Linked DNA regions of Mus musculus: region 1 is linked to region 2. A link is a loop called in an ENCODE intact Hi-C map of the cell type or tissue named here. Cell type or tissue: heart. All regions are shown on one strand. Links, peaks and the distances in the headings refer to the core of each region. The heading gives the core; the rest is flanking DNA.

The links. Hi-C counts contacts between places; a loop is a spot of excess contacts. Peaks named below come from ENCODE experiments on the same cell type or tissue, not always from the same donor. Only the 100,000 strongest peaks of a DNase experiment are listed, where the experiment ranks them.
Region 1: it touches region 2 in a loop (2.5-fold over the local background); 2 of 42 quality-filtered maps call a loop at or near these places.

What each region holds. Positions count from the first base shown.
Region 1 is chr13:16,932,378-16,943,168 of GRCm38, forward strand. The region is part of intron 13 of Sugct (succinyl-CoA glutarate-CoA transferase); the gene reads right to left. Among named protein-coding and RNA genes, the nearest start is that of Gm25020, 270 kb to the right of the region's middle. In heart, for the core only: no CTCF peak of the experiment used is centred there; DNase peaks (open chromatin) are centred at 5,224 and 5,644; H3K27ac peaks cover 342 bases.
Region 2 is chr13:16,772,184-16,782,974 of GRCm38, forward strand. No RefSeq gene overlaps it. Among named protein-coding and RNA genes, the nearest start is that of Gm25020, 430 kb to the right of the region's middle. In heart, for the core only: a CTCF peak has its summit at 4,627; no DNase peak of the experiment used is centred there.

The sequences.
Region 1 (10,791 bases), core at 1,736-9,735, 160 kb after region 2:
GAGAGTAGCAGCCTAGAGAAAGTCACCGGCATCACTGCCTAGAAGGATATGAGGGTTTGTAACTACTTGCTGGCTCTTTCTGTTTTGTTGGGTTTTTCTTTACCCTTTTGCAAAAAGGACCACAGTTTTTAATACCTTTGTTAGAAAATACTGGTATTCCCTTTAGTGGTATTTATCAGCTGTCTTCTATCTTTCAAACTTGAGACTCTCTTAGCTCAACTAGGCATGAAGAGTGATACTTCAGTTACACCCAGGAAACCTTGCTTGTCAAGCTAACACTTGTCTTTGGATAAATAAGACAAAAAGAAACATTAGAGACACTGGCAGGCTGACTCTTGGATCTGAAGATCTTTGCTGATCGGATTCTCTCCATCTTTGTTTTCTGTTTACTTCTAATACTCTTATATGAGCTCCTGGCCTCTAATATTCCTGCTATTTAGAGTCTCTCAACTCAAAAGTGCTGCAAATGTTTTCCAGCAGGTACCAAAGAATGGTAATGGCCCAGGTTAGAATCCCACTGACATTCATAATGATCCAAAACATAAAAGGGCTAACCTCCACTGCAAGAAGCATCTTCAGAGACTCCAGTGTTGTCACCAGCAGCCTCTATTTTTGATGAAGGCTCACAATCAACTGTTTAAACCTACCTCTACACTACATTTTTACACCAAGCCATATGCACTCAATTTTGAGTTTCATTTATTATAGGGATCTATTCTTTTTGGTTATGGTCACCTCAGTTGGACTTGAACCAGCAAGCAAATACCTCTCAGTGTGTATGAGACCATTTCTAGAAAGATTAAACTAAGGAAAGAAGATCCACCCTGAATGTGCTCACACCATCCATGAGATGTAGCCCTAGAGTGGATTAACATGAGGAGCTGACCTGAGCACCAGCATCCTTCTTTTCCTGACTGGAGATACAGTGTGAGAAGTCCCTCACTTTCCTACTTGCATCCTTCCCTATTGTGATGGACTACATCCTGCATCCGTAAGCCAAAAGAAGCTCCTCCTTAGGCTGTTTTTGTCAGGTACCTGATCACAATAATGAGAAGAACATTAACAAATACAATTCTTTCTATACACAACTGCTTCTGAAGGCTCTTTCAATTATTTGTATGGTAAAGAGCAATACAATTAGCAAAATAATTCAGGATTGCTTCTGCTAAGGCAGAAGTTTCTAGTCCATGAATATCTTTGCCTATCAGTACTGTAATTAAAGTCAAAAATGATTGTCAAGCTAATATTTGCTGAATAACATATAATAAGCCCAACCTAACAGATTAGAGAATCACTTCTCTTTGTTAATTAAACGTGATATTGAACACGTGCCAGAAAGAACACGCTATAATGCATATTGCACAGGAATCAACCATCCATACCTTCACTACAGTGGTCTCTCTTCTGGCACTTGCAGAGTCATTCCCGTGGAGTGCAGCCTCTGCATATTGCTGTTATCATGCCTGTCTGAGATATTGCTCTCCAGTTTCCTCAGCCCTTAATCAATACTTAACTTATTGACTTTCTATGAGGAAACTCAAGGTCTTAAGCAAACTCAGATTTTTTAAAAACAAAATTACAATCAGGTCCCTGGTGGTTTTGCTAAATTGTAAACCAATTATAATTTTTCACTCATGAAGCCCACTGACTTAGAAGTTGTTACATCCAGGTATTTTTGTTGTTCTTTGTTTGTTTTACTCCTGTAACCATTTTTCTTGTGTTATTACATTATTTTGGGAATAGTGATAATATATCCTACAAATAAAAGGAAAAGTGTTTCTAGTGTGAGTGTTCCCAGCCATCAAAAGCAAGCCTTGGAGGACTTTTCTGGATTGATCCTAAATTATCATTACCATTTAGTCTAAAGAAATTGCAACAAGAAGTTCCTATTCGCTAGCTAGAACTAAGATTCTTCCAGTGGGATTTAGGCAATTTACTTATACTGAAAATAATGTAACAACTGGGCTGTGAGATAAAGGAAGACAGCCCAACTGTCAGAGTTGTTTGATTATGATAATGAATTCATGGCTGGTTCACCTAAAATAAATTAATGAAAAATGGAGATACTCCTACCCAGTCCATCGACACACAACCATTTGTGTTTTCAAGAGACCTCTATGTAGCAGTGTATGCCTTTCCTCAGGAATAAATGGATAGAATCTAGCTAGGGCAGAGCCAGTGAGAGCAGAGATTATTATACATTTGATTTACTAAATCTATATGCCTGCTGACCATATTCAGAATGTCTCCTTATAATTGGTTTTTACAAAAATATTTTGTTACCCAGAAATTGCATAAAGGATTATCACTGTTAGTTACCATGGGTATGGATGTTAGTACTGTCTATTTTTTTACAATACACGAACCATAATTCCTAGGGCAGTGATGAAACAAAGTTTCCATGTGATTAAATGACTGGTTTCAGGTAACAAAAATCACAAGCTCTGGGTGAGTTTTTAGGTTCTGGGACTTCATTCAGTGTTGGTTTTTCTAGCCACCTGAGTCTATTACTACCTATGTATACAGTAATCATGTCTGATGATACAGTACAAGCTATTATTAAGGACATTGCACGTCATTTAAGTATTAGAATTGTTTTAAAAGGATTCTCTTCTCCAGTTCCTCTTACAGAAAAGACAAGCTATACAGGGGTCAAGAAAAGGACACATGCTAGCTCAAGAGATGAAGAATTCAGAGTATTAATGGGGGATTAGTATACAAGAGTCCCTTCCAGGGGTAAGTGACTTAGTTCTCTGAATGTAATCCCAAGTCATGTAGGATGTTAATGATGTAACAGTGTTCAGAATAACTACCAAAAGAGGGTGACCTAAGCAGTTCTGAATGGTCCACTTGAAACACTAAAAAGGAAAATGAGAAGAATGCAATTAGCCCCATCCAAGGGGAACTCCAGCTGAAGAAGGTAAGCCTTCCCCAGTACAAAGGCATGCTGATGAGAGGAACAGAAATAAGTTCTGACAATGTTCTGTAACCGCCCTTCCCCCACATTTGCTCCAAAATACCTGCTTGTGTTTGCTCTGCAGTCAGGCTTTAACTGTGCTGTGTATACCAACCAACCAACCAACCAACTAACCAACCAACCAACCAGCCAACCAGCATGCCATACTAGGTAAGCCTTTGAGGAAAGTACAAAGGCAAGGATAGAAATAGACAAACGCTTCAAAAACTTTCCTCACATCCTAACTCAGTGTATAATTAGGAAATAAGCATTTTAATGAATCATATGTCCAGGCTCAATCCTGAGAGATAAAATATGATGAATCTTCCATTTCTGTCTTTTGATAGGTCAGAATCCAGTTGATTTGGAGAACAAAATTGTTTTATGTGTGTTTCCTGAGGCTGTGGGTCATAGTAAGGGCATCCGACTACATCATTACTAGATCATCCGACTTCCCAGGAAGGTACATCACAGTATGCCAAGTAACTAAAAAATCTCTGATTTCAGAGGTAAGCAGAAGCTGGAGGTATAGGTCAGATGTAGACTGCTGGCCTGGTGTGTGTGAAGTCCTGAGTTCATTCCTCAGTAAGACAAAACCCAAATATCAATAACAAAAATAATTACCTCATGTTAATAAAATAAGAGTAACATTCTAGCCTAAATTACTGTTCTCATCCATACACCGAGTTAGTATATTTTCTTAGTAATTTATTATGAAGGCTATTTTCTTTAAGAAGACATTCTTAGGAATGTTCAAAGTTCATCACTAGAACAAGAATCTATGGTCAGAAAAAGGGTGTGAACAAATCTGCTGTCCCTGAGCCTACCTCTATCATCCTCATCTCTAATCTTATGCCCTCTCCTGGGAACTCATCCTGTCTCTGTGATAATGTCTCAACATAAGCATAAAAATATTTTAATTTATTTTGGTTACTCGTGTATGTGTGTGTGTGTGTGTGTGTGTGTGTGTGTGTGTGTGTGTGTATGTGTATCTATGTAATAGAGGTCACCTTTCAGGAGTCAGTTCTCTCATTACACCATGATACCAAACTAAGGTCCTCAGGTCTGCACAGCAGAACTATCCCAGGCCCCACTATGTGCTTTCTGCAACAGGTTAACAGAAATGGACTGAAGTATTGAGAACTCTCTTCTATGCAGTGAAGCAGAATTAAAGGGGAATGAGGAGAATGCTACACACTGACTTCCTGTGTATATGAAGAAAAAACAAATGGAAAAACAATATTTAATAACACTTAAAAATTAAGGGATCTTCCTTTCTTCTCTCGAAAATCACTTTTAAAATACTAAGGTAATACTGTAAATTTTAGGGAAATATTAATGAAAGTAAAGGGCAAAAAAATCCACACACTTATCACCACCAAGTAATTATTACTCTTAATAAATAGCATTATTATTAACTAATATATTTATTCCTTCTTAAAGTTTGGGCAGAAGTCATAAACCTCAAAATATAAATCTCAGAAAAATAACTGTCTACTATAAGGATGAGTTTTCCAAAATAACAAGCTCTAAAGCAAATGTAAAAAGGATATAAAGAGAATAGCAGCCACTTGTTATTCAATAGCCACCTACACAAGTTGTCTGAGCAGCAGTTCAGACACTAACTCAAGGGTAGGAAAGCACTAGAGTCCCATCCACCTAGCACATAGCACCCCTTTTAGAGACATCTATCGGCAGACCTCTGTACTTGTAAAAAATTTCACTTACCCCCCAGGCAGTGATATGCATCATTTCTATGTGGTCTCAAGTTTCAACACACAATGTGACCGACCCACATAGCTCTGTTACCTAAAAGCACATCCCTATATGGTGTGCTACAAACATATATATATATCAAATGCCTCTGCATTCACACATGCAAGAATGCACTTGAATACTTGTTGGAGTCTCTTTGGCCTTTTTTATTCCCAGAGCTGACAAACTTTTCCTGAGTCAAGAGTCAACTAGAACTTATATTTTATTGTGAGTTCCATCACTATTGGTTTTGTTTTGTCTTTGGGTTTTTTTTGGGGGGGGGGAAGGTGGTCAATTCTACTAATGTCCCTTAATTCCTGGGGAGTATGAAACAGAAATTTAGTACCAGAAGCCTAGAGCAGAACTAAGAAAGCCTTGAGAAGAATCATCTTGGCTGTAGAGAAACAGCATATCTTGTGTGTAACGAAGAGAAGCAGCTAGCTGATCTAGCCTTCAAGGAGGAGAGTGAACGCCCCACAGAGAAGCGAGCTAGCTTTCGTCAAAAGCTCATGTGGTGCCAAAAATAGGAAACACGCGTATCCACAAGAGGAGTTCCATGCCTGAAGAGTGGGAAAGGACAAAGTCGGCGACAGCAGGCTTATGGTGTCCTTTGGTAAGTATCTTTGAAAATACTTCCTCTTTACCATTTGCAAGATTTATAATGGCATTGTTTCTGCTTTAATGAACTCCATGCTGGTCTCTGAAAATTGTTATCTCAAAATGTTTCAAACTCCTCAATGTTGGTGTTTTAATTTTTTTTAAAGGCAACTCAATTTTAAAAAGGGAGGGCACACTAGGAACTCCAAGTCCTGCCAATTTTTTCTTGCTGCCAAGTCCTATTAGTATAAATGAACGGTTTATTTTAAGAAATGCCTGATAAATGAGTCCACACAATCAGTAATGAGGGGACTGTCAGCAAAGGAGAATCATTTCCAAAATTCACTTGGCATCGAGGAGCTAACGCCTTGTAAGCTCACACTGGGTTATGTGGCCCTAGCCCCTGTGGATGCCATAAATCCCCCCCCCCCCCCCACCCAGTGAACAGAGGAGTCACTGATAAGTAGAGCTGCTAAGTTTCTCTGTGTCCACTTACAGCTCTTGAAAACTGAAACCAAAGCATGGCCATCTTCAAACTTACCTCATCAGTAGTTTCTACTCTAATCCAAGGAGTTTGTTTTATAGTTTTTCAACTTCTCCCAGGAAAAAAAAACCATTAAAGACTTTGGAGAATCATGGTGAAATTTTTCAGAAATTAAAAACAAAGCCAGTCTCAGCCAAAATAGAACAGAGCATGATATGACCAGGGCAAGTTATAGAGTTTCACGACCTATAGGACGTACACACCCGCCCAGCTTCTTTACAGGTTCCATAAAACCTACACACTTGCCCAGCACCTGTCCATATCCCATAGGACTGATGCGTTTATCCAGTTCCTATCTACAGCTTAAAGGACCACACGGATCCTGCCCACAGCTTGCAGGACCTATAAGCACACCCAATTCCTATCCTCATCCCCATGAGGCTTTCTGCTTATATTGCAAATCACTGTTCATCCCCAACATTAAGATGTGGGATAAAGAAAACAAATAGATGGGCAGCTGAATAGTGAGATGTGATGATGCCAGTGAGCAGCCTGCACAGAGTTCCTCTGTGGCTCTGTGGGATAGAGTAACCCAATCATGTGGCACTCATATTTTTATAATAAAAGAACAACATGTAAACTGTGATACTGGAAGTTAAAGAACAGCGTCCCCCTTCCCCACAACTCGAATGGAGAATTGGCCCGTCTTAGAACTGTGTCTGATGGGAGGGAAAATGATGTTCTTTTATGGCAGCAAACAGAGGCCAAGCTATTGTGGGAATGCAAACTTTCAAACTTAGAGTTTCTTATCAGTGACGCCTCTCTGTGTTCTGTAGTGTTACAAAAGTTAATGTGCAAATAAACTAAACAATTCCCTTTAGTCCTTGCCCACCTTCCATCTTCCTTGGCCCACTAATGAATACTGTGCGATGAGTTTCTACTGCTTCTGCCGCTGCGCCATTTGCCAATCACCGTCTGAAAGACATCCACTTAGTTTTGTCAGCATCTGTGTAATGTTTCTGGTGACCTGGCATTGCTGAGACTCCAAGTGGGAGACAAAAGTGTTTCATACAATTTACACTACTCATATTTTGTATTTAATATGTTTAAACACGAGGATCAGAGTTCAGCGTTTAATGCAATGCAGTATGTACACAAGCTGACTAAGTTACAGATGAGCAGAAGAGATGCTGCTCCAATCTTATAGCGAGAGGAAAGATCCCAGCTCTTCTTAGGAAATATTTACACATTCCAAGCATTCTTCCCATTATTAATAAGCAAATTTTTCACGGATCCTTGGGGACTATGAGAGAAAGTGATGCCTATTTTGCAGATGAGGAAACGGTGTCCTAAAAAGAAGCTAGGTGAATTTCTTACCGACCAGTTTATCAACAGAGCCAGAACAAGCTCCACTCAGTGCAGGCTCCCGTCACTCCCCCATCAATCTGCCTGATTTTTTTCCCCTAAGATCTCTGCTCACAATGGTACTATCCGCTCTATACTGGGGAGTTTGGTCTGTGTACATAGTCCTAAGACGCCTGCATCAGAACTAAAAAGGCTGGATAAATAGACTGTGATATGGTCTTTATCTGTGCTCAGTAAAAATCATATAGGAGTCTGGTAACATGGCTTAGTGGAGTGGATACAGTTACTTGCTCTGCAAACATGAAGACCTGAGTTCAGATCCTCTTGTACGTACAGTATTACATACAAGTATTACTGTAACGAGCCAGGCTCAGAGTCACATTTCTGGAACCCTAGCACCAGCTCGTGCAGTGACTCGTGTCCCAGGGGCTTGTTAGCCAGTTAAAAAAAGAACTGTCGCGGCTGGGGAGGCGGCCTAAGCCACAGCAGCAGCGGTCGCCATCTTGGTCCGAGACCCGCCGAACTTAGGAAATTAGTCTGAACAGGTGAGAGGGTGCGCCAGAGAACCTGACAGCTTCTGGAACAGGCGGAAGCACAGAGGCGCTGAGGCAGCACCCTTTGTGGGCCGGGGACAGCCAGCCACCGTCCGGACCGGAGGACAGGTGCCCGCCCGGCTGGGGAGGCGGCCTAAGCCACAGCAGCAGCGGTCGCCATCTTGGTCCCGGGACTCCAAGGAACTTAGGAATTTAGTCTGCTTAGGTGAGAGTCTGTACCACCTGGGAACTGCCAAAGCAACACAGTGTCTGAGAAAGGTCCTGTTTTGGGCCTTCTTCTTCGGCCAGGAGGAGGTCCAAATACAAGATATCTGCGCACCTTCCCTGTAAGAGAGCTTGCCAGCAGAGAGTGCTCTGAGCACTGAAACTCAGAGGAGAGAATCTGTCTCCCAGGTCTGCTGATAGACGGTAACAGAATCACCAGAAGAACAATCTCTAAACAGAGTCAACTATAACTACTAACTCCAGAGATTACCAGATGGCGAAAGGTAAACGGAGGAATCTTACTAACAGGAACCAAGACCACTCACCATCACCAGAACCCAGCACACCCACTTCGCCCAGTCCAGGGAACCCCAACACACCTGAGAACCTAGACCTAGATTTAAAAGCATATCTCATGATGATGGTAGAGGACATCAAGAAGGACTTTAATAAATCACTTAAAGAAATACAGGAGAACACTGCTAAAGAGTTACAAGTCCTTAAAGAAAAACAGGAAAACACAATCAAACAGGTAGAAGTCCTTACAGAAAAAGAGGAAAAAACATACAAACAGGTGATGGAAATGAACAAAACCATACTAGACCTAAAAAGGGAAGTAGACACAATAAAGAAAACTCAAAGGGAGGCAACACTAGAGATAGAAACCCTAGGAAAGAAATCTGGAACCATAGATTTGAGCATCAGCAACAGAATACAAGAGATGGAAGAGAGAATCTCAGGTGCAGAAGATTCCATAGAGAACATCGGCACAACAATCAAAGAAAATGGAAAATGCAAAAAGATCCTAACTCAAAATATCCAGGAAATCCAGGACACAATGAGAAGACCAAACGTACGGATAATAGGAGTGGATGAGAATGAAGATTTTCAACTCAAAGGTCCAGCAAACATCTTCAACAAAATTATTGAAGAAAACTTCCCAAATCTAAAGAATGAGATGCATATGAACATACAAGAAGCCTACAGAACTCCAAATAGACTGGACAAGAAAAGAAATTCCTCCCGACACATAATAATCAGAACATCAAATGCACTAAATAAAGATAGAATACTAAAAGCAGTAAGGGAAAAAGGTCAAGTAACATATAAAGGCAAGCCTATCAGAATTACACCAGATTTTTCACCAGAGACTATGAAAGCCAGAAGAGCCTGGACAGATGTTATACAGACACTAAGAGAACACAAACTGCAGCCCAGGCTACTATACCCAGCCAAACTCTCAATTATCATAGAGGGAGAAACCAAAGTATTCCACGACAAAACCAAATTCACGCATTATCTCTCCACGAATCCAGCCCTTCAAAGGATAATAACAGAAAAAAACCAATACAAGAACGGGAACAACGCCCTAGAAAAAACAAGAAGGTAATCCCTCAACAAACCTAAAAGAAGACAGCCAAAAGAACAGAATGCCACCTTTAACAACTAAAGTAACAGGAAGCAACAATTACTTTTCCTTAATATCTCTTAACATAAATGGTCTCAACTCGCCAATAAAAAGACATAGACTAACAAACTGGCTACACAAACAAGACCCAACATTTTGCTGCTTACAGGAAACTCATCTCAGAGAAAAAGATAGACACTACCTCAGAATGAAAGGCTGGAAAACAATTTTCCAAGCAAATGGTATGAAGAAACAAGCAGGAGTAGCCATCCTAATATCTGATAAGATTGACTTCCAACCCAAAGTCATCAAAAAAGACAAGGAGGGACACTTCATTCTCATCAAAGGTAAAATCCTCCAAGAGGAACTCTCAATTCTGAATATCTATGCTCCAAATACAAGAGCAGCCACATTCACTAAAGAAACTTTAGTAAAGCTCAAAGCACACATTGCGCCTCACACAATAATAGTGGGAGACTTCAACACACCACTTTCACCAATGGACAGATCATGGAAACAGAAACTAAACAGGGACACACTGAAACTAACAGAAGTGATGAAACAAATGGATCTGACAGATATCTACAGAACATTTTATCCTAAAACAAAAGGATATACCTTCTTCTCAGCACCTCATGGTACCTTCTCCAAAATTGACCACATAATAGGTCACAAATCAGGCCTCAACAGATTTAAAAATATTGAAATTGTCCCATGTATCCTATCAGATCACCATGCACTAAGGCTGATCTTCAATAACAAAATAAATAACAGAAAGCCAACATTCACATGGAAACTGAACAACACTCTTCTCAATGATACCTTGGTCAAGGAAGGAATAAAGAAAGAAATTAAAGACTTTTTAGAGTTTAATGAAAATGAAGCCACAACGTACCCAAACCTTTGGGACACAATGAAAGCATTTCTAAGAGGGAAACTCATAGCTATGAGTGCCTTCAAGAAAAAACGGGAGAGAGCACATACCAGCAGCTTGACAACACATCTAAAAGCTCTAGAAAAAAAGGAAGCAAATTCACCCAAGAGGAGTAGACGGCAGGAAATAATCAAACTCAGGGGTGAAATCAACCAAGTGGAAACAAGAAGAACTATTCAAAGAATTAACCAAACGAGGAGTTGGTTCTTTGAGAAAATCAACAAGATAGATAAACCCTTAGCTAGACTCACTAAAGGGCACAGGGACAAAATCCTAATTAACAAAATCAGAAATGAAAAGGGAGACATAACAACAGATCCTGAAGAAATCCAAAACACCATCAGATCCTTCTACAAAAGGCTATACTCAACAAAACTGGAAAACCTGGACGAAATGGACAAATTTCTGGACAGATACCAGGTACCAAAGTTGAATCAGGATCAAGTTGACCTTCTAAACAGTCCCATATCCCCTAAAGAAATAGAAGCAGTTATTAATAGTCTCCCAGCCAAAAAAAGCCCAGGACCAGACGGG
Region 2 (10,791 bases), core at 1,302-9,301:
TTCTTAGGTGATTCACGAGCACACTCAACCTTGAGAAGCGACGCCTGAGTTGATTTCTCCTGAGCTGCATAGAGATAGATGTACCCTAGTTCCTTACCTTGGGTCTGTCTGCTAGTCTCACAACATTCCGGTCTTGCATTCCCTTGTACATGAATCAGGCCCTTGAATTCTTTCAGTTTGTAAAGATGATTATTGTTCTGCCTCTACTGTACAGGTTTGAAGAAAATTGCTGCTAAGCATAAATATGTCAAGGTTCAAAGCCAGGCTGGGTCACTCGAAAACCAAATATCTTCCTCATACAGCTGAACTGTTCCACACAGACTTCAATGGTTCCTGGATTAAAAACATTTCTATTGATGTGATTGAACACCATGAACAAAGCATCTTAAAGAGAGAAGGATTTATTGTGGCAGACAGGTAAGAGTCTATCATGGTGGGGCAGCATGGCAGCTCAGTGTCCATGCTTAGCTGAGAAAAGACTGGAAGTAAAAAATCTTACCAACAAATGAAAAATTACAGGGTATGCTTAACCCCCCCTCAAAAAAAAATCATGATGTATTTGCTTTCTGTTCCATCTACCAAACTCTTTGCAGACCAAAGAATGAAAGTTTCACAAATGAGCCACCTAGAAAAGAGGGTTTCAAGCTAATCTACTTAGTCCTATTTTATTCATGGTAGGGTATGGGCAATTGTGTGCTGTGTCAATCAGTTTCTCAGTTTATAAGAACTGTTTATAAGCCCCAGACTAGCAACAGATTTTATTTCTATTAGCTTCTCAATAGGGACCATAAAACTATTGTACCTTCCCTAGGAATATATTGTTTTAGTAGAAATGGCTATGAGATACCTAGAGTTCATGCAAGAACACCAAGAAACACATGTGTGCATGCTCCAGATCTCTTCTATCAACCATTTGGCTTATGGTTGGATGGTCTGTATCTCCTTTATTTTCTCCTCAAATCACATTTAAGTCTAAAGTCAAACTTTATTGATATTTATTCTATGAAGTTCTTTCCACTCCTTTCTGCAAAGATGTAAAACTGTTTTTCTCCTGAACCACGTGCATATAACATATTTCTGTGGAAATCAGTTCAAAGTTCAGTGTGGAGACTTTTAACTATCTTTGCAAAGCAAGAAATAGTGTGTGAAAACTAACAAATTTTCTCCATTGGGACTTCACATAAGCTGAAAAATAATGTCTTTTTCCAATGTCTCTAATAAATGCCAGTAATATTACTTATTAAAAATTGTATATGTCATAGTGGAAGGTACCCTATTCAAATCTGCACCTTGTTTTATTCTTAAAGCTCAGTTTGAACACCCAGGGATTCATGACCATATCCAAACTACTTTCCATATTCTTCTCCTCTAAAACTCCATTGGCATAGAGTCCATATGCCTCATTATGTCCACACCTTAATGTCTACCAGTAGTGGTCCCCTCAAGTGGCAGAGAGCTGCCTACCGCTCAGATGCTGAGGAGAAATTACAAGAATAAAACTACTTGCTGAACCAACTAGTGCATCACATCTTAGTGAGATATTTAGTTGTTGCATTAACTTTTGCTGGAAAATTGTGAAGAAACATCTCTTTATCCGAGACACTCACTACATTAATGACAGACCAAATAACTAATCAATTTAAGAATTCAAACTTAGCGAACCAGTGGATTAACTTGGGTTTATTTTCAGGAGGAATAAGGGATTATCTACATGAGCATGAGACATTTATTAGTGGCTATACCTCCAAAAAGTCACCCAATCACAGCGTCAGCACCTCCTGAGGTGCCTTGAGAGCAGTCTCTCTCAGATGCTGTCTCCGATGCTTTGTGACCTTCCCCTTACTCTCCATGAAGGGATGTTATTGGATACAATCTCTTGTTGATTTCATGTGCATAATTTCAGCAATTCTGATTTCAAGTCACCTACAGACCAGACTGCAGCCTTCCACAACTGTAGCCTTATGGGGAAGAAACTGCAGCCTCTTTACTTATCTACCACTTAATCCAGACACCATGACCACAGGGCTTGGGACAATGAATGTCCCTAACTCAAGATATCATAACCATAGGACACGGAACAATGAGTGACCTTACCATCTTTCTTTGTGTCTGTAAACATTTTTTAAATTAAAAAAAAAAACATAGTAAACTGATAGGTTAAGTGCAAATAATATAAAAGTATTAACATTTCTGGTCAAAAGGATTGACATAGTAAGGGATTCTTGAAAGAGGAGACCTTTTTTTTCATTTTTCTGGGCCAGGAGGAGCCCAACTTAGCAAAGAAGAGAAGGAAGGCAGCCTGGTCGGCAGAATTGCATCATTATTCACTCCTCGATGTTGATGAGAAATGAGGGTGTTGATAGACTTCCTGTGACCAGAAAACAGATGAGCAAGAAAGTTTAATTCTGGGAATTTGTGTTTTCCATCCCAAAGATTACTCTTCAGTGATTAGTGCTTCCGCAGATGAAGGTACTTGCTAAAAATAGGTCACTAATGTTTTCCTTAGAATTGCAGCACACGTCAGAGGAGACTAATGAGCCAAAGCTGTACTATTTTCTTTTCATTTCAGTCACCCTCAAACAAATAAACCTGATAAATATTATCAGAGTCGCATATACTCATTAAGGATTAGAGTCAGTGACTATGTTTGCTTTGCTGTGTAATAAATGATGAAGCCATCATGTTGAGTGGCATGGGCTGGGAAGGTATTTTCCCATCTCAGCAGTGAAAAGTTGCTCATTGTTTTTTCACCGGCTTTCATGGGACATAGAGCAGATTACTAAAACACTCATTTGGATGTGTCTTCTTAGCACAGTCTACATTCATTTTCACATGTTCTCATCTAACCATGATATATGCTGCAAGTGGTTCTTGAATACATCGGTGAACCACAAATAAGCACTCTGAATGGCTTGAGAAAATGTGAAGACTTTCCAGTAAGAATAGTACTGTTACTACTAAGCCAACCTTGTCCTATCCCACCTGTACCACATCTACCTCCCAGGTGTAGCTAGGTTCTGCTCCAGTATACTGAGTTCCCTAAATGCTAGCCTTTCTGTATCCTCCCCAATTTCCGGACCTAGCCCTGGTTGCATGTGTTTTGGACCAATCATATCTAAGAGTCCTGACTGGGCATCTCTCCACCTCTAGGCTTGGCCCTTGTCACAAATTCTGTGTACCAGGCAAGTCTGATGGATTGGCCTGATCCCTGCTGTACCATATACAACCTCGAGGCCTAGCCTGAGATGGACACTTGTGTGCATCCCAGCCTAATGAGTTTCTGTAATCTCAGAATCCTTCACTGTGCCTGTCCCTCAAACCTAGCTTTGGTCTCACAATCTGTATGCTAGCCTAATATGGAGAGTGCTCAAGACTCAGGCCCACACATGCCACCCTTCTGCTTCCAGGCACAGCTCTGGAGCACCTAATTTCATAAAATCATACTACAAGACTTACCATCATAGATTAATTCTAATTCACTAACAGTGGATGATTTCACTCCATTTTCCCCTATATACAAGTTATCTGGAAAAAAAGAAAAGAAAAGAAAACAACAACAAAAACAAAATAAGACAACAAAATCTGGAAAAACATCGTAATTAAACAACTCATACATCAAATGGTCCTAACAGATACCCCCCACAAATACCAAATAATACACATTCTACTCAGCAGTTAATTTTAGCTTCTCTAAAAATAGATCATATCCTATTACCCAAAACAAATCTTACAAATACACAGATAAAGTGCAACTACCACCTCATCACAGCTCCTGCATCTAGCACCCAGGGAACTTTGCAGAAAAGGGGTCAGAGCATTTAATAGTCAGAATACCAGAAAATCAGGGAAATTTTGAATTAGAAAGAATATATTGATTTGTATGTAATAAGGCCATAGATTTGCATAAATGTCCACACTCAGTTTTATATGTTAAACATGTAGCCCTCAATATTATACCATTCCCAGAATAGGGCTTTGGGAGCTAGTTGGGTTAGATTAAGTCCTGAAGGTGGTGCTTTGTGATGGTCTCTGAGTCCTTATTAGAGAAATAATTACAGAGCTTCACTCCCTGACTTAGGTGACAACACAGTGAAAGAGAAGCTGTCTGTGAGCCAGGAAGAAGCTCTGACTGGAGCAGCAAACTGGCCAACACCTTGACTTGGCTTCTCAGAGAAATAAGTTTCTGTTGTTGAAATGAGTTGTGAACTTTGTTGTAAGAAATAAAGTTTCTGTCGTTGAAGCCACTTTCTGGATGGCACTTTGTGATTTTGTGATGGTGCTAACCAACGATAGATAGCTGAGGATTCTTTTTGCTTGAATAACACTGCACTCTTTTTTTCCTCTGCTCAAGAGGAAGTTAATGTCTGCTCCTAAGGTGTGTCTCACTTTCCAAATTCCTTTTATAGCAATGATTTGGCCACTAGTTCCAGATGCTTGAATTTATGCTTTCTTCTTAAAATATCACTGAATATTGGGGTAAAATTTTCCAACTGCTCCTTTCATGATATTATATGGACAGCTCATAGAGGAGTAGAGCAACTCAACCTCTCATTTCTCCATGACTTGGCCATGTAATCAGCACTTGCGTGGAAATGAAGTTTCACCAGATGGAGCTATGACACACAAGGATGATTTTACCAAGTGTCTCCTGGAAGACCTGCCAATAATGATGACATCCAGGCCAGCTAGCTCATCATGGTGGCCATCAGACTACGATGCTACTGAACCTCAATGGACTGGTAAGAGCCAGAGACCTAGGAGAAAAATAATATTTAATATTCATACTTCGGTAAAACATTTTGTATCAACATTTCTGGTCTTTAGATTAGTGACCACAATACATCAGGGTTAGTTTGGGTTAAGCTTGAGTCTTGGATAAGAATAGACTGAAAGACCCATGCTTTTTTTTTTCAGATATCTGGGAAAAGGGTCCCAAGTGTATTGTCAAGTGGCTGTTCTGGTTCTTGCAAAGTCCAAATTGCCAAAGGGAAGCCACATCAAGAAAGATCCTCTCACAGGTGTGGGAGTCAACATTTTGTGGGGACACATGGGAAGCAAGTACCAACAAATAGCAGAGGGTGTCAGCTTTGTACTTGCACCTACTCAGGGACCTATACTATAGGGCTGAGCCAGATGAGCAATGATATATATATATATATATATATATATATATATATATATATATATATATAATTTTATATTTTTGCTTATTCACTATATATCCCACTCACTGCCCCTGTCTCAGTTACCCCCTCCCACAATCTTTCCCCTGTCTACCCTTTCCCTGTATAAGCCCCCTGAGCCTGGCACTTCAAGTCTATATGAGATTAGGTGCTTCCTCTCCCATTAAGGCCACACAAGGCAGCCCAGCTAGTAGAGCATATCCCAATTATGGCAACAGCTTTCTGGATAGCTCCCCATTCCAGTTTTTCAAAACCCACATGAAAGTCAAGCTGCTAAGTATGAGCAGGGAGGCGCAGCCCATGTGTCTTCTTTACTTGGTGGTTCAGACTCTGAGAGCCTGAAGGGTCTAAGTTAGTTGACTCTGTTGGCCTTCCTGTGGAGTTCCTATCCCCTTTGCAATCCTTCCTCCTGCTCTTCCATAAAAGTCCTCAAACTCCATTCACTGTTTGGGTGTGGATGTCTGTATTTGTCTGCCTAAGCTCCTGGGTGGAACCTCTCACAGGACATGAGCAACACTCTTAAAGCATCCAGCCCTGACAACCTAAGTGACCTTTACAGATCCCAAACAATTGTGCTACTGCCTTGTTTAATGCATCTCATGACATCTTCTGCATAAAGAACAGCACCAAAACTCAACAGTGCACAATGCGAGGATCTGTTCTGTGCTCATTTTGGCAACCTCATCCTGAGCATTCTCTTTTTTTTGCACCACTCCACACTAAGCTCTTTCTTCTGTCTCTATAGAGTATCTTTCCTTTTGTGCCTCATGCCCTTAGCATGTCCTGATTTTATTCCACTGATTAGACTATACATATTTCTGACATTGGCTAGCCTTCCCTCTTTGGGTCTTACCACAATTACTCTATTATAAACTTTATTTCCTGCTGACATGATTTTATATCTTTTTAGGTTGGGAACATGTCTATCATGATGTCTGGTCATGATGTGTGTGTGTGTGTGTGTGTGTGTGTGTGTGTGTGTATGTGTATATATATATATATATTTGAATATATATATACATATATATATATGCAAGTTATAATTGCTTGACACCTGAGACAATTAGTCTTGACATCCAATTAGTATTTGACTGAATGAATGAAAAAAATGAATGAGTGAAATGAATGAATTAGATATCAAAAGTCCTGGTAACAAGAGTTAAATGCCCTATCTGTGCTGGTGCCCTACAGTCACTTGACTCTGGTGTCAAAGCAGTTCAGAAAACAAGTACATTGTTCTGACAGCCAACTTCTCTGGGAACTTTTATCTAGAGGCAAAGAAAGATAAATATTGCCATCAGTTCAGCTGTCTTAGTGCATTTTCTGTTGCTAATAACACAATACCATAAGCTGGATAAGTTATAAAGAAAAAGGCTGGTTTGGGCTCATCGTTCTGGTCCAAAGCAGAAGGGATCTGGTGATGTCCTTCTTACTGACAGCATTTTAAAGTGGTGCAGGACATCACATGGCAAGAAAGTAGGAGAGGCCAAGCCAAAAGGATTTTTCTTACAGACTTAACCTTAAGACCACCCAGAAATCCACTAATCCATTAATCACATGACTACATTAATCATGTTATTAGGAGAGAATGTTGTTTCTTTAAGGTCTTTCTTTGTTCTACTTAAAATCTTATAGTTAGAATTAAATTTAATTTAACATTAAATTAAATTAAATTAATTCAAATTGTGGTTTGAATTTTTGAGGAGACAATCCACTGTCAAAAAAATCACACAAGCATGAATCTGCACACTAAGTGATAAGTGTAAGTGTAAGCCTAGAGTCAGCCTGTGCTACACTGGTCAGCAGTGTGCAAGCTGTATTAATTCACATGTAAATGCTCATTTGGTTAGTCTGCCTTTATCAACAAGGAGAAGATATCTGGAACCCCACTAAAGACTCAAGAATAGAGAATCTCAGCCAGCCAATTGTGACCAGGAAAAAAAAATCAAAGCTTGCATCTCAGACATGTCAAGTTTAAAAGACAAGCAGTAGGTTCATCAGGCCACAAGGACAGTAGTCAAACACAACCCTACCTCACATTCAAACTTGGCAAATACACAGTGGTGTGTGTGTGTGTGTGTGTGTGTGTGTGTGTGAAAGGCAAGAGTAGGACATGGTAGCATTTCCATAAGTGTGCCAAGTAGAAATTGGATTGGTCACTTTAAATGCAGTTTGGTCCTAATTAATTTGGAAAAAAAGCAAAGACCACACAAACCAATTGGTTAAAACTAAGAACAGTCTTGTCCTGTTTCTGTAGATCCTCTCACTGTTTCATAAAGGTCATTATCAGAATAGCATCATCATTGGATGGAGTCTTGTTAGTGGCTACTTGGTAAGCTTGGGTTTACCTTCTTCTCTAGAAGTACATATGATCTGCTATCCTAGAATATTTCAATAAATACTGAACTCCTAATTCCTTCATGTGCCTTCTGCATGGAACACAAATAGGTCTAGATTAAGTGGTATAGCATTACAACTTGCCTTATTAATTTAAAGAGAGTCAGGACACAGTTTGAATAATGAATCCAAAGACATTTAAAATGGTGCTCTCAATTGATTTTAAGATAGAAACACTGCTCCCTGCCTTTAATGATAGTCTTCTGTCTTAGTTAGGTTTATATTGCTGTCTTAGTTAGGTTTTTATTGCTGTGATGAACCACTGCAACCACAAACAACTCAAGAGTAAAGGGATTAATTCATCTCATACTTCCAGGTAACAGTCTACCGCTGAGGCAAAACATGGCAGGAACTTTGGCATGAACCTGGAGGCTGAAACTGAAACAGAGGCCATGCTTACTAGCTTGCTCTCCAGGGCTTGCTCAGTTTGTTCTACCACTCAGGACAATCCCCCAGTGGACTAGGTTTTACCACATCAAACATTAACTGTAGCTGTCCAGTGGCTTTGGTCAAACTGGGTACCTGAAAGGAGAGCTAGGGATGAAATAGGACAGACAGACAAGAGAGGAATGAAGCCAAAACAAAGGTCTCTGATCAAGGCTTAATGTTCAGTTTTTAGCTCTGAATATATAGGGGATAAACTCAAAGGCCCATTCTCCAGCTGGATTCTGTTGCTTAACAAGTTCAGCAGCTCAGTGGGCAGTCTGCTCAAGTCTCAGGCAGGATGATAGAAATGTATCGAGGCCAGGTGTGTTTAGCCAACTCAAGGCTGGGGGAAGGGCACAATTAACCAAGTCAATGTTCTACAAACTCACCTACAGGCCAATCTGAAGGAGACAACTTCTCAGTTGAAGCACCTTCTTCCTAGATGAACCAAGGTAGTGTCAAATGACCAAAAAAAAAAAAAAAAAAAAAAAAAAAAAAAAAAAACACCTAACCAGATTATCAACATATGCTGGAAGTAAGATGACAGCTCTCTTTTTCAGATGATCTATTGTATTTGCTATTATTATTAATATTACACCCTGTTTTTTTCTTTCTTTTCTGAAGTAACAGCCAGAGTGTCAGCCAAACACTGGTGACCCATTTGAGGCTAATTTTCTACAGTTATGTATATTCAGTTCTCCACCTCACACTCAATGTTGGCAAATATATAATGGGAAAATATTGGGAGACAATTTTTTGCATGTGTGCAAAAGGTCAACTGGTTGCTGATTTATCACCAACTTGCAAAGGTGGAAAAGGCCTCTGCTCAAACCAAAGCTGGTCATTCAGAGGTCATTCTGTAAACTGATCGTTTATTTGTATGGCGTTCACCTTCTACAGGGAGATGGGATTACATATGGTTCCATTACGTCATTGCAAGTGACTATCTCTCCACATAGTCCATTAGGGACTTCAGTATGTAGGTAGCTCATTTGAATGTTGGTTAATTCTTTGGGCTTGAAAAAAAGGTGAAATCCGGTGGAATCTTTACTATTTGAATTCATTTCAAATGAGTAGCATGACATAGTTTCTCGTCACAGAAGACATATTTCTTCCTTTCTCATCTCACCCACTCCTAAAATAAAAGATGGCTGGCAAAAGACACAGAAAGCTTGGAAAATCAAAGGAGGGACTATCCTGATCTGATCAAATTTAGTGGCCCCAGACTCAGGTGGCCAGTAAAGGGATAGAACAAAAGTAATCCACCCTCCTCTACTTACATCAGCATGTACCCCATGGGAGCATGTTAAACCCCAAGTTTTACTTTTACTCTGTAGATGAGGAAATGGAGATATAAGAGTCAGATTGTTTCCCATCATAACCCAGAGAAAAATTCTTGCCTGTCTTAAGATTCTCAAAGCAGAGCACTCTGGCAAAGGACTCTGAAGCTGCATCTGAATTTTAATTAGGGCAGTAGTGCATGGTATTGAAGGTCTCTCTTCTCTCTTCTCCTGCCTTCTTAGAGTTAGGTAACCTCACATCAAGTTTCTGTGGCTAACAATGACTCCCTTTCTTTTCTTTCTTTCTTCTTCTTTTTTTGTGTTTTCGTTTTTTGGTTTTTTTTTTTTCCGAGACAGGGTTTCTCTGTGTAGCCCTGGCTGTCCTGGAACTCACTCTGTAGACCAGGCTGGTCTTGAACTCAGAAATCCATCTGCCTCTGCCTCCCAAGTGCTGGGATTAAAGGCTTATGCCACCACTACCCAGCTGACTCCCTTTCTTTTAAAATTTTGATTGGTTGTTGTTGTTTTCTATTAGTTTGCTTTTTGTTGTTTTTGATTAGTTGTTTTTCGAGACAGGGCTTCTCTGCGTAGCCCTGGCTGTCCTGGTACTTCCTTTGTAGATCAGGCTACTCTTAACTTAGAGATCAGCCTCATAAGTGGAGGGACTAAAGGTATGTGCCTCCAACAACCAGCTCTAAAATTTTGATTGTTATATTGGTATTGCTACCCCAATGGTGAACTACTAAACATTGACATTCAACTAACACACCTGTCCACCACTGATATGCAAAGCAGGAGATATATCACAGGATCCTGGTGTATTTATTCATTCAAATTGGAATTGAAATCACACATCGGGCTTCCATGGATCTTAAGTAAATGCTGTGAAAAAAAAAAAAAAAAAAAAAAAAAACCTTTCCACAAGAATCCTTGAGCTCCATCAAGTGTTTGGCTGTGGGTCTCTGTATCTGTTTCCATTAGCTACTGAGTGAGCCTCTCAGAAGACAGTTTTGCTAGGAACCAGCTTGCAAGCATAACAGAGTATCATTAATAGTGTCAGAGATTAGTTCTTGCCCATGGAATGGGTCTTCACTTGGCCCAGTCATTGGCTAGCCATTCCCTCAGTCTCTGTTCTATCTTCGTCCCTGCACATATTTATAGGCAGGACACATTTTGGGTAGAAGGTGTTGTGGATGGGTTGGTGTCCTTATCTCTCCACTGAAAGTCCTGACTGACTACAGGAAGTACCCACTTCAGGATACATATCCTCTACTGCTAGAAGTTTCAGGTAGAGTCACCTGCATAGACAACTGCCCCCTCCCTCTATGCCCCTTTCTCCCCTGTTGTTCATACAAGTGGTGATCTCTGCCCATAGACCCAGATTCCTTCTTCCTCCCTGCCCTTTCCCTATTCCATCCAATTTCCTCCATTCATCCATCTCCAATTTCTATTTTAATACCCCTTCTGAGACAAATTCAACCATCCTCCCTTGAGCACTCATGGTT